Linked DNA regions of Homo sapiens: region 2 is linked to region 1. A link is an interaction called in ENCODE POLR2A ChIA-PET data of the cell type or tissue named here. Cell type or tissue: PC-9. All regions are shown on one strand. Each heading gives the region's core, and the rest is flanking DNA. Links, peaks and the distances in the headings are about the cores only.

Region 1 (5,381 bases), core at 90-5,089:
GTTACCATGAGTTTGTTCTATTTTATATACATTGCATAAAATTCTTGGAATTCTTTACCCCTTAATCCTCTGTTATTCGTGGTGTTTTGGATGAGAATGTTGTTTTTCTCAATCTATGGATTATTTCTTTGTGATGTGAGGTGAAGCTAGTAGTTCAGAAACACGTACGTGACAGATACAGCAAAAGCTTGAATTAATAAAGATGTTCTAGGCTGAGGCAGGAGGATCACTCAAGGCCAGGAGTTTGAGACCAGCTGACACAACATAATGAAACCTCATCTCTACAAAATGAAAAAATTTAATTCAGAAAAAAATATTCTAATATTTAGATAGGAAATAGCTAGGAACGTAAGGAGTAAATTATGGTAGGTAGTTACCACACACTGACAAAATTTTAAACTAACATTTTGCCTCCACAGCTTGTTCATGATCAGATATTTAAAAACGGGAGGACCAAATACCACATTCTCACTTATTTTTTAATTTTTTTAATTTTTTTTTTTTTTGAGATGGAGTCTCACTCTGTCGCCCAGGCTGGAGTACAGTGGCGTGATCTCGGCTCACTGCAATCTCCGCCTCCACGGTTCAAGTGATTCTCTTGCCTCAGCCTCCCAAGTAGCTGGAATTACAGTCATGCACCACCACGCCCAGCTAATTTTTTGTATTTTTAGTAGATACAAGGTTTCACCATGTTGGCCAGCCTGGTCTCAAACTCCTGACCTCAGCCTGCCTTGGCCTCCCAAAGTGCTGGGATTACAGGAGTGAGCCACCGTGCCTAGCCTGTTCTCACTTATAAGTGGGAGCTAAATGATGAGAACATATGGATACAAAGAGGAAAATGACACTTGTGGTGGGTAGGAAGAGGGAGAGGATTAGAAAAAATAACCCATTGGGTGCTAGGCTTAGTACCTGGGTGACAAAATAATCTGTACAACAAGCCATTGTGATGCGAGTTTACCTGCACAACCTGCACACGTACCCCTGAACCTAAAATAAAAGTTACAAAAAATAAGTAGATTAAAAATGGGAGGGATAGGATACGGCGAAGGGACATTATATGTTTATATCCCAATAGGCTTATTTTCAAGATACAAAAGAAAGAAAGAAATTCAAATACATTACTAGGAATTCCCAGAGGGATTTTATTCTTGGCCTCCTTCAAAAAGTAGCGTACAGCCGGGTGCGATGGCTCACACCTATAATCCCAGCACTTTGGGAGGCCGAGGTGGGTGGATCACCTGAGGTCAGGAGTTCAAGACCAGCCTGGCCAACGTGATGAAACCCCATCTCTACTAAAAATACAAAAATTAGCCAGGCGTGGTGGTGGGCACCTGTAATCCCAGCTACTTGGGAGGCTGAGGCAGGAGAATGGCTTGAACCTGGGAGGCGGAAGTTGCAGTAAGCTGAGATCTTGTCACAGCACTCCAGCCTGGGCAATAGAGACTGTCTCAAAATAAAAAAAAAAAAGTAGCGTACTAAGAATATTCTGGTACCTGTCATTTTGGTGCATTAAGCTAGGGGATTGATTGTTTGGTTTGTCTTCTTTAATTCTGTGTATGATTCTACATTTAAAAAGAACACAACTGGCTGGGCACGGCGGCTCACGTCTATAATCCTAGCACTTTGGGAGGCCAAGGCGGGCGGATCACCTGAAGTCAGGAGTTGAGACCAGCCTGACCAACATGGTGAAACCCGGTCTCTACTAAAAATACAAGAATTATCTGGGGCGTGGTGGCACATGCCTGTAATCCCTGCTACTTGGGAGGCTGAGGCACGAGAATCACTTGAACCAGAGAGGTGGAGGTTGCAGTGAGCCAAGATCACACCATTGCACTCCAGCCTGGGCAACAAGAGAGAAACTCCGTCTAAAAATAAATACATACATACATACATACATACATACATACATACATACAGAAGAGCACTACTTAGCTCCCCCAGAATCATCTGAACCTGGGAGGTGGAAGTTGCAGTGAGCTAAGATTGCACCACTGCACTCCACCCTGGACAATGGAGCGAGATTGTCTAAAAAAAATAAGAAGAATAAAAAATAAAGAGCACTGTATTTCATTGTTTTGTGTTAGTTGCTGGGCACAGGACAGCAGTAGTCTTTTTAAATAATTGACATATCATAAAGGTTACCTATTTAAAGTGTACGATACAATGGTTTTTAGTATATCTACAGAGTTGTGCAGCCAGCACCACAATTTAATTTTGTAATGTTTTTCTCTTCTGAAAAAGAAACCATGAACCATTAGCAGTCACTCCTTCCTCATCCACCCTCCCCACCCTCGGCAGCCACTAATCTACTTTCTGTCTCTGTAGATTTACTATTCGGGACTTTTCATATAAATGGATGTTTCATGTAAATGGGATCATACAGTGTATGTTCTTCTGTGTCTGGCTCCTTTCACTTGGCGTAATGTATTTGAAGTTCATGTTGTAGCATGTATCGGTACTTCATTGCTTCCTATTGCTGAATAATATTTCATCATATGGAGCAGTCATCTCTACTTACTATAGGGATTTCTCACTGGTAAAAAACTATACTCAAAATAAACCTTTCAAAGAAGCTTTGTGTAGTAGGTTTACCACTGTATCTGTTTGGACTAGTGGCAGTAGGTTTACCTCTGTATCCGTTTGGACTAGTGCCAGTGTTAGGTTTGCAAGAGTTTCCCTGTTACCTGTTTTCCCTGTTTTTCATGCCAGGAAAGCTTTTCCTTCAAATAGTCCCATGGCTAGTTCCCTCACTTCCATTTTATCCTCTGTTCTACCCAGGGCACCCCAGCTAATTTGCAGCATGTCTCCCCCTTTCCTTTTTGCTTTTGTTTCTGTTGGTATTTGTCACTGTCTAACATACTTTATTTATTTTTATTTTTATTTATTTTTATTTTCTTGAGACAGTGTCTTGCTCTGTTGCCCAGGCTGGAGTGCAATGGCGCGATCTCGGCTTACTGCAACTTCTGTCTCCCAGGTTCAAGCAATTCTCCTGCCTCAGCCTCCAGAGTGGCTGGGACTACAGGCATGTGCAACCACACCTAATTTTTGTGTTTTTAGTAGAGACAGGGCTTTGCCATGTTGGCCAGGCTGGTCTTGAACTCCTGGGCTCATGTTTATCTATCTGCCCACCTCGGCCTCCCAAAGTGCTGGGATTACAGGCGTGAGCCACTGAGCCTGGACTAGCAAACTTTGTATTTTATATGTTTATCTCTTCCACCAGAATACAAATTCCAAGAGGGCAAGGATTATTACCTTTTTGTTTACTACTCTGTACTATAGAGTGCTTGGCACATATTAGACGCTCGGTAAATGTTTAAGATACAAGGCCAGAGGCCAGGCGTGTTAGCTCACACCTGTAATTTCAAGCACTTTGGGAGGCTGAGGTGGGAAGATAGCTTGAGCGCAGGAGTTTGAGACCAACCTGAGCAATGTAACAAGACCCTGTCTCAACAAGAAAATTAAAAAATTAGCTGGGTGTGGTGGCCTACACCCATAGTCTTAGCTACTTGGGAGACTGAGGTGGGAGGATCACTTGTACCTAGGAGTTCAAGGCTGCTGTGAGCTGTGATTGAGCCACTGCACTCTAGCCTGGGTGACAGAGTGAAACCTTGTCTTTTTTTTTTTTTTTTTTGAGACAGGGTCTTGCTCTATCATCCAGGCTGGAGTGCAATCGCATGATCTCAGCTCACTGCAGTCTCTGCCTTCTGGGTTCAAGTGATTCTCATGCCTCAGCCTCCTGAGTAGCTGGGACTGCAGGCGTGCACCACCACGCCCAGCTAATTTTTTGTATTTGTGTGTGTGTGTGTGTGTGTGTGTGTGGAGACGGACTCTCGCTCTGTCGCCCAGGATGGAGTGCAATGGCGCAATCTTGGCTTACTGCAACCTCTGCCTCCCGGGCTTAAGCGATTCTTCTGCCTCAGTCTCCCAAGTAGCTGGGATTACAGGCATCTGCCATAACACCTGGCTAATTTTTGTATTTTTAGTAGAGACAGGGTTTCACCATGTTGGCCAGGCTGGTCTTGAACTCCTAACCTTAGGTAATCTGCCCACCTCGACCTCCCAAAGTACTGGGATTACAGGCATGAGCCACCGTGCCTGGCCATTATCTCTAAAAAAAAAAAAAAAAGTTTAAGATATGAATGGTATTGTGAGTGGTGGTAACAGTAACAATGTAAAGTATTTTGAAGTATTTGTAGTCGAGGTAGGTGTGTACGTACACACATGCACACACAAACATACAAATGACTGTTTTAGATGTAGGAAAAACCAGTGTTTTTTTATCTTGAAATCTCATTCTGCGCTTTCATGGACAGCATAGAAACAGCAAGGAAGTGGCTTCCTGTTTTTAACATTAAAAACAGGAAAGGACAGACGGTGGTATGACCTATATGAACAGTAAGGAAAGTCGTTAATTAACCATGGTTGAAAGGTTTAAAAGTTGTAGTCTGAAAACCTTTCATTGAGTATTTCACCTACTTTTCTTCATTAAGTAGAGATAAAAACAGAATTATTGGTTTATAAAATACTTTTAGAATTTATAATGCTTTCCTTTTCCCTTTTTCTTTTCTTTCTTTGTGTGTTTTTTTTTTTTTTTTTTTTTTTTTTTTTTTTTGAGACAAGGTCTTACTCTGTCACCCAGGCTGAAGTGCAGTGGCACAATCTCAGCTCACTGCAGCCTCGACCTCCCTGTGCTCAGGTGATCCTCCCACCTCAGCCTCCGGAGTTGCTGGAACTACAGGCACGTACCACCATGCCCTGCTAATTTTTGTGTTTTGTTGTAGAGACTGGGTTTTGCCCCCAGGCTGATCTTGAACTTCTGGGCTTAAGTGATCCGCCTGCCTCAGCCTCCTAAAGTGCTGGGATTATAGGCATGAGCCACTGTGCCTGGGCCAGATTTTTTTTTTTTCTTTTCAGAGACAGGATCTTGCTCTGTTGCCCAGGGTTGAGTGCAGTGGCACAATCTCAGCTCGCTGCAACCTTTGCCTCCCACGCTCCAGTGATTCTCCCACCTCAGCTTCTTGAGTAGCTGGGACTAGAGGCGCACGCTACCACAACTGGCTAATTTTTGTTTTTTTTTTTTTGTAGAGACAGGGTTTCGCCTTGTTGCCCAGGTTGATCTTGAACTCCTGAGCTCAAGCGATCCACCTGCCTTGGCCTCCCAAAATCCTGGGATTATAGGCATCCACCACTGCGTCCAACTATAATGAATTTTAACTGTGTGATGACTCCATTTTCAACACTTCCTCAGGTGGGAATTATTTGGGATTTAAAAATTCTTAATTTAAGTTTTGAAACAACTTTGTCATGTTTCAGTTACTTCTAAATCTATCTCATAAGGCTATTTCCTTCTTTAGTAGAAAATACATTTTCCAGCTGGGTGT
Region 2 (5,381 bases), core at 78-5,077, 160 kb before region 1:
ATTGTGATTGATTGATTGCGATAGATAGATAGATAGATAGATAGATAGATAGATGATTAGATTGATTTGATGGCAGAAGGAATAGCCAATGTAAAGATCCTGAGATGGCTTGTTTAAGAAAAGATAAGAAGGCTGTAGTGAAATAAAGATGGTGAGTGCTGGGGAAGAGTGTATTTATTTCTCCTACAACATTTAAGGAGCTCGAGCTGTGAGCTAGAAGTCTTGGAGCATTAGGGATGAAAGAAGCATAAGGCGTGATTCCTGCAGAGCTGCTCACAGTCTCATGAAAACAGAATAGTTAAATGAGTAGATGATTGCAATACAGTAAGGTAATGTTGTAGTAGTGGTATGTAGAGCGTTTTGGGGGAGCATAGAGACAGGCAGTTAACCCAAACTGGAGGAGTCATGGAACAGCCCTGAAATAATCAAACATACAGAACCTGTATTGAAAGTGTCTAGATACTATACCAACTGGTTCATGGATTTCTCTCATTTAATACTTATAAGAACCTTATGAAGTAGATACTCTTATGAACTATTATTACAGATGAGAAAACAGATTCAGAGAGGTAAGTAGCTTATCCAGGTTAGTAAGTGGCATAGGTCGGATCTGAATTCTGAGCCTAGCCATCACTTACCTCCCCAGACTGGATTAGATCCCTCTCATGTAGACTGTCATAGCATCTATATTTTTCCATCATAACTTAACATAATGTGTAATTATAGATTTGTGTGATTTTTTTTTTTTTGGTCTCTGTCTGCAAGACTAAGCTGTCTTTCTCCATTTATAGTCTCATGCCTAGCATAGTGCTTGTACCCAAATAATAAATATTTTTGAATAATTAATAAGCTCTGCTACTTAGGTATGCTTACTATCCAAGAATCACAAAGGAACTAAGGTTATTTTCTCCATATTCATCCATCAGGATCCTTTTGTAATACTTTGGAGTATCACTGTAATACTTTAATACTTAAAAGTTGTTAAGAACCATTTAGTAGAAAGGTTACCTTGACTAAAGAATAAGCTGCATCTTCAGGGCTTCTGCTTTGATTCTTTGGCCTCTAAGGGTTTTTTTGTTGTTGTTTGTTTGTTTGAGATGGAGTTTTGCTGTTGTTGCCTAGGCTGGAGTGCAATGGTGCAATCTTGGCTCACTGTACCCTCCACCTACCGGATTCAAGTGATTCTCCTGCCTCAGCCTCCCGAGTGGGATTACAGGCGCACACCAGCACGCCTGGCTAATTTTGTATTTTTAGTAGAGACAGGGTTTCACCATGTTGATCAGGCCGGTCTTGATCTCCTGACCTCAAGTGATCCACCCACCTCGGCCTCCCAAAGTGCTGGGATTACAGGTGTGAGCCACCATGGCTGGCCTGGCCTCTAAGTTTTAAATTTCATTGTAGATACCCTTGACACTTAAATATGCAACTTGTGTTTATTTTATCCACCTCTTTTTTACATTCAGTTTTAATCCTAGTTCTTTTGTATTTACACTGAAGTAGTTTAAAGTAAGGAGCATAATGGTAAAAATGTTAAAAACAAGGAGTAGCCAGGCGTGGTGGCTCATGCCAGTAATCCCAGTACTTTGGGAGATGGAGGCTGATGGATCACTTGAGGTCAGGAGTTCGAGACCAGCCTGACCAACATGGGCCAACATGGCAAAAACCAGTCTCTACTAAAAATACAAAAAATAGGGATGTGGTGGCATGCACCTGTAATCCCAGCTACTCGGGAGGCTGAGGCATGAGAATCACACGAATCCAGGCGACAGAGGTTTCAGTGAGCCGAGGTTGCACCACTGCACTCAAGGCTGGGCGACAGAACGAGACTCTGTCTCAAAAAAAAAAAGGAGTATAAGAATAGCAAGTATATACTGGACAGTTTATCCCTGAAGTATTAGGAATGTTTACTTGTTTGTTATAAGAAATATGGAAACAGGCTGGGCGTGGTGGTTCACACCTGTAATCCTAGCACTTTGGGAGGCCGGGGCGGGCACATCACCTGCGGTCGGGAGTTCGAGACCAGCCTGGCCAACATGGCGAAACCCTGTCTCTACTAAAAATACAAAAATTAGGTGGGCGTGGTGCTGCACATCTGTAATCCCAGCTACTTGGGAGGGTGAGGCAGGAAAATCACTTGAACCCAGGAGGTGGAGGCTGCAGTGAGCTGAGATGGTGCCACTGCACTCTAGCCTAGGTGACACAGAGAGACTCTGTCTCAAAAAAAAAAAAGGAAAGAAATATGGAAATACGGAAGCATGGCCAGGTGTGGTGGCACACGTCTGTAATTCCAGCACTTTGGGAGGCCAAGGTCAGCGGATCACTTGAGGTCAAGTTCAAGACCAGCCTGGCCAACATGGTGAAACCCCATCTCTACTAAAATTGCAAAAATTAGCCTGGTGTGGTGGCGCATGCTTGTAATCCCAGCTACTTGGGAGGCTGAGGGAGGAAAATCACTTGAACCCAGGAGGCAGAGGTTGCAGTGAGTGGAGATGACACCACTGTACTCCAGCCTGGGCAACAGAGTGAGACTCTTTCTCAAAAAAAAAAGGAAATATGGAAGCATAAACGCTTAAGAGTTTGTCTGTTATGTGAAATATCTGTTAATTTTTTATTCTGGACATCATTTGCTGTTGTCCTAGTCAGATGTTTTTACTGTGTATCTTTGAGTACTTCTGTCTTCCACATATTATAAAATGGCTAGTATTGAGTACTACCATAAATCATTGAAAAATCTGCTCTTTTTCTGAAAAGTAAAAGCATCGTAGGAAAAATTGTCTCTGTGGCCAAGTTGCAGTGGTCAAATTAAACATAAGAGTTTTTTAAATTTCTGACTTTTATTATCTTTGCTTATAGCTTTTTACCTGCACCTACTCAGCTATCTCAGGACCAGCTTGAGGCTGAAGAAAAGGCAAGATCCCAGAGATCACGGCAGACCTCACTGGTCTCCTCCCGAAGAGAACCTCCCCCGTACGGATACCGGAAAGGCTGGATACCTCGGTTATTAGAGGTACATATAGATCTTAAGTTTAGATTTGTTAAATTGTGCTGAAATTTATTATAGCACACTATAACATAAATTTAAATGTTAGAACCTCTGATTATGAATGTCAGTGTGATAGAAATTCTGGTTATGTGCTCTCAAGATGTATATTTCCCTCAGAAGATGTATCATTTTCTTTTTGCTTATTATCTATCACTGCTTTGTGGTCACTAGAGAACTGTACCATTTGTCTATTCCTATATCAAACTATTAAATATTTACAAGAAAACTAATATTTTATAAATTCAGGAATTACGGAAAATAATGGGAAAGTAAAAGATAAGAGAGATGAAAGTGGTTTTCATATTTGGGCTCCTCCTCCTCCTCCTCCCCTCCGATAATACCACATAACCCTGAAGAGACAACTTTCCTTCAGGGAAAACTCCAGTAGCACTTCCTTTGCTGATTTCTTTCTCTTCACCTGTTTTCTTACCTTTAATTTGAGAATGTTAATATATATCTGATATATAGATTAAATATATTTTTGCGGGTATAAGACAAAATTTGGTTGATTTGAAGGCAATGAGGGAGAAGGAACCATCTGGAATAGCTCTTTCTATCTCTAGCTTGTTGCCAAATAACAAGCTTCCGGTCGGGCGCAGTGGCTCACACCTGTAATCCCAGCACTTTGGGAGGCCAAGGCGGGCAGATCACCTGAGGCCAGGAGTTCGAGACCAGCCTGACCAACATGGAGCAACCCTGTCTCTACTAAAAATACAAAATTAGCCAGGTGTGGTGGCGCATGCCTGTAATCCCAGCTACTCCGGAGGCTGAGGCGGGAGAATTGCTTGAACCTGGGAGGCAGAGGTTGTGGTGAGCCAAGATCGCACCATTGCACTCCAGCCTGGGCAACAACAGCAAAACTCCATCTCAAAAAAAATAAAAAATAAAAATAAAAAGAACAAGCTTCCTTGGCAGCACCTATTCTAATTACTCAGGATCCTTTACATTAATTAATTAATTTTTATTTTTTTTATTTTTGGGATGGAATCTCGCTCCGTTTCCCAGGCTGGAGTGCAGTGGTGCGATCTTGGCTCACTGCAGCCTTCGCCTCCTGGGTTCAAGCGATTCTCCTGCCTCAGCCTCCCAAGTAGCCAGGATTACAGGCACGTGCCACCACATCCAGCTAATTTTTTGTATTTTTAGTACAGACAGGGTTTCACCATGTTTGCTAGGCTGGTCTTGAACTCCTGACTTCAGGTGATCCACCTGCCTCGGCCTCCTAAAGTGCTGGGATTACAGGTGTGAGCCACCGCGCCTGCCCCACACTCTTTATTAGAGTTTATAAGAGGAACACCCAACTAGATCATATCTTGTCCTATGTATTCCAAAAAACCCACATGTAGGTCTTTTTGTTGCTTTTTTGTCAGCTTTCCTCTGGTCCTTATGAATGCTGGTGTGTGAAGGCCAGTCATATTGCAATTATTAAGGGATTTTTGTTGCTTTTGTTCTCTCTGATAGTGTTATTTATGGGAGGCAGAGGAAGATGAAAGATTATCAAGGAGTCTTACCTGGGGCAAAAAAGTAGTGATTGGCATCATCTAATAGAGCAGTTGAGTGTCTCTGTTGAGGCATTATAAATATTGTTTGGTCTGTCAGTACATTGCACAATGAGGGTGACAGGCATCATCTTACATAGAATGTAAATCTCATCCATGCATTTCAGCATTACGATACTTGGTTGCTATTAGATTTTTAGATTCTTACTTGGCTATCAGTGGTTTCATATATCCTGGTGAAACAGAACAACTTATTTGAAAATCAAGTTGAAATGGCTAGCTAATCTGGAAATGCTATGGATGCTGCTTGAGGGGAGTGAATGTTCTGTGGAAGAAGGCATTTTGTTCTAGTTTTCAAAATAAAAGCTATGATTTTCTGGCAAGCTTAATGACCACATAATGCTACAGCTACAGTTCTGAAGTACTTATTATAGTTGAAAAACTCTAGCAAATCCAAGCATGTGTCAGATTGATGGCTTGGGTACGGGAAGCACTTATCTTAGGAATGCTTTAACTCTTTCTCATTTACAAGAAAATGTCTCTCAGCTTTATTCTCTTGGTTTTCAAAAACTTCAAACATCTCTTTAGCAAATAAGCATATTGTACTTAGGAACTCATATATCTTAGATCTAACGGAGTATTACTTAAAGAGGTCTTGTAAAAGTGAATATTTTCTTTTTTTTCCATCAAACCCCCTCTAAATGATTAATTTTAATTTGTGTTTTCTATTATTTCTTAATAGTACTCATTTGGCTGTTTTGAGCTAAAAGAAAGGTATTTCATAGTAGTAGAAAATACAAAGCTTTTCGGAGTCTCAAAAGATCTGGGTTCAGGTGCTGCAT

Evidence for each region. ChIA-PET counts read pairs that join two places held together with the same protein. Peaks named below come from ENCODE experiments on the same cell type or tissue, not always from the same donor. Only the 100,000 strongest peaks of a DNase experiment are listed, where the experiment ranks them.
Region 2: POLR2A ChIA-PET joins it to region 1 with 9 read pairs; 2 of 35 experiments call an interaction of 5 or more read pairs at or near these places.

The regions. Positions count from the first base shown.
Region 1 is chr14:77,588,228-77,593,608 of GRCh38, reverse strand. The region is part of intron 2 of SPTLC2 (serine palmitoyltransferase long chain base subunit 2); the gene reads left to right. Among named protein-coding and RNA genes, the nearest start is that of SPTLC2, 26 kb to the left of the region's middle. In PC-9, for the core only: no CTCF peak of the experiment used is centred there; a DNase peak (open chromatin) is centred at 2,648; H3K4me3 peaks cover 731 bases; H3K27ac peaks cover 2,904 bases.
Region 2 is chr14:77,752,593-77,757,973 of GRCh38, reverse strand. SNW1 (SNW domain containing 1) reads left to right here. Exons shown (of 14, transcript NM_012245.3): 2 at 2,854-3,007. Among named protein-coding and RNA genes, the nearest start is that of SLIRP-OT1, 5.5 kb to the left of the region's middle. In PC-9, for the core only: no CTCF peak of the experiment used is centred there; no DNase peak of the experiment used is centred there.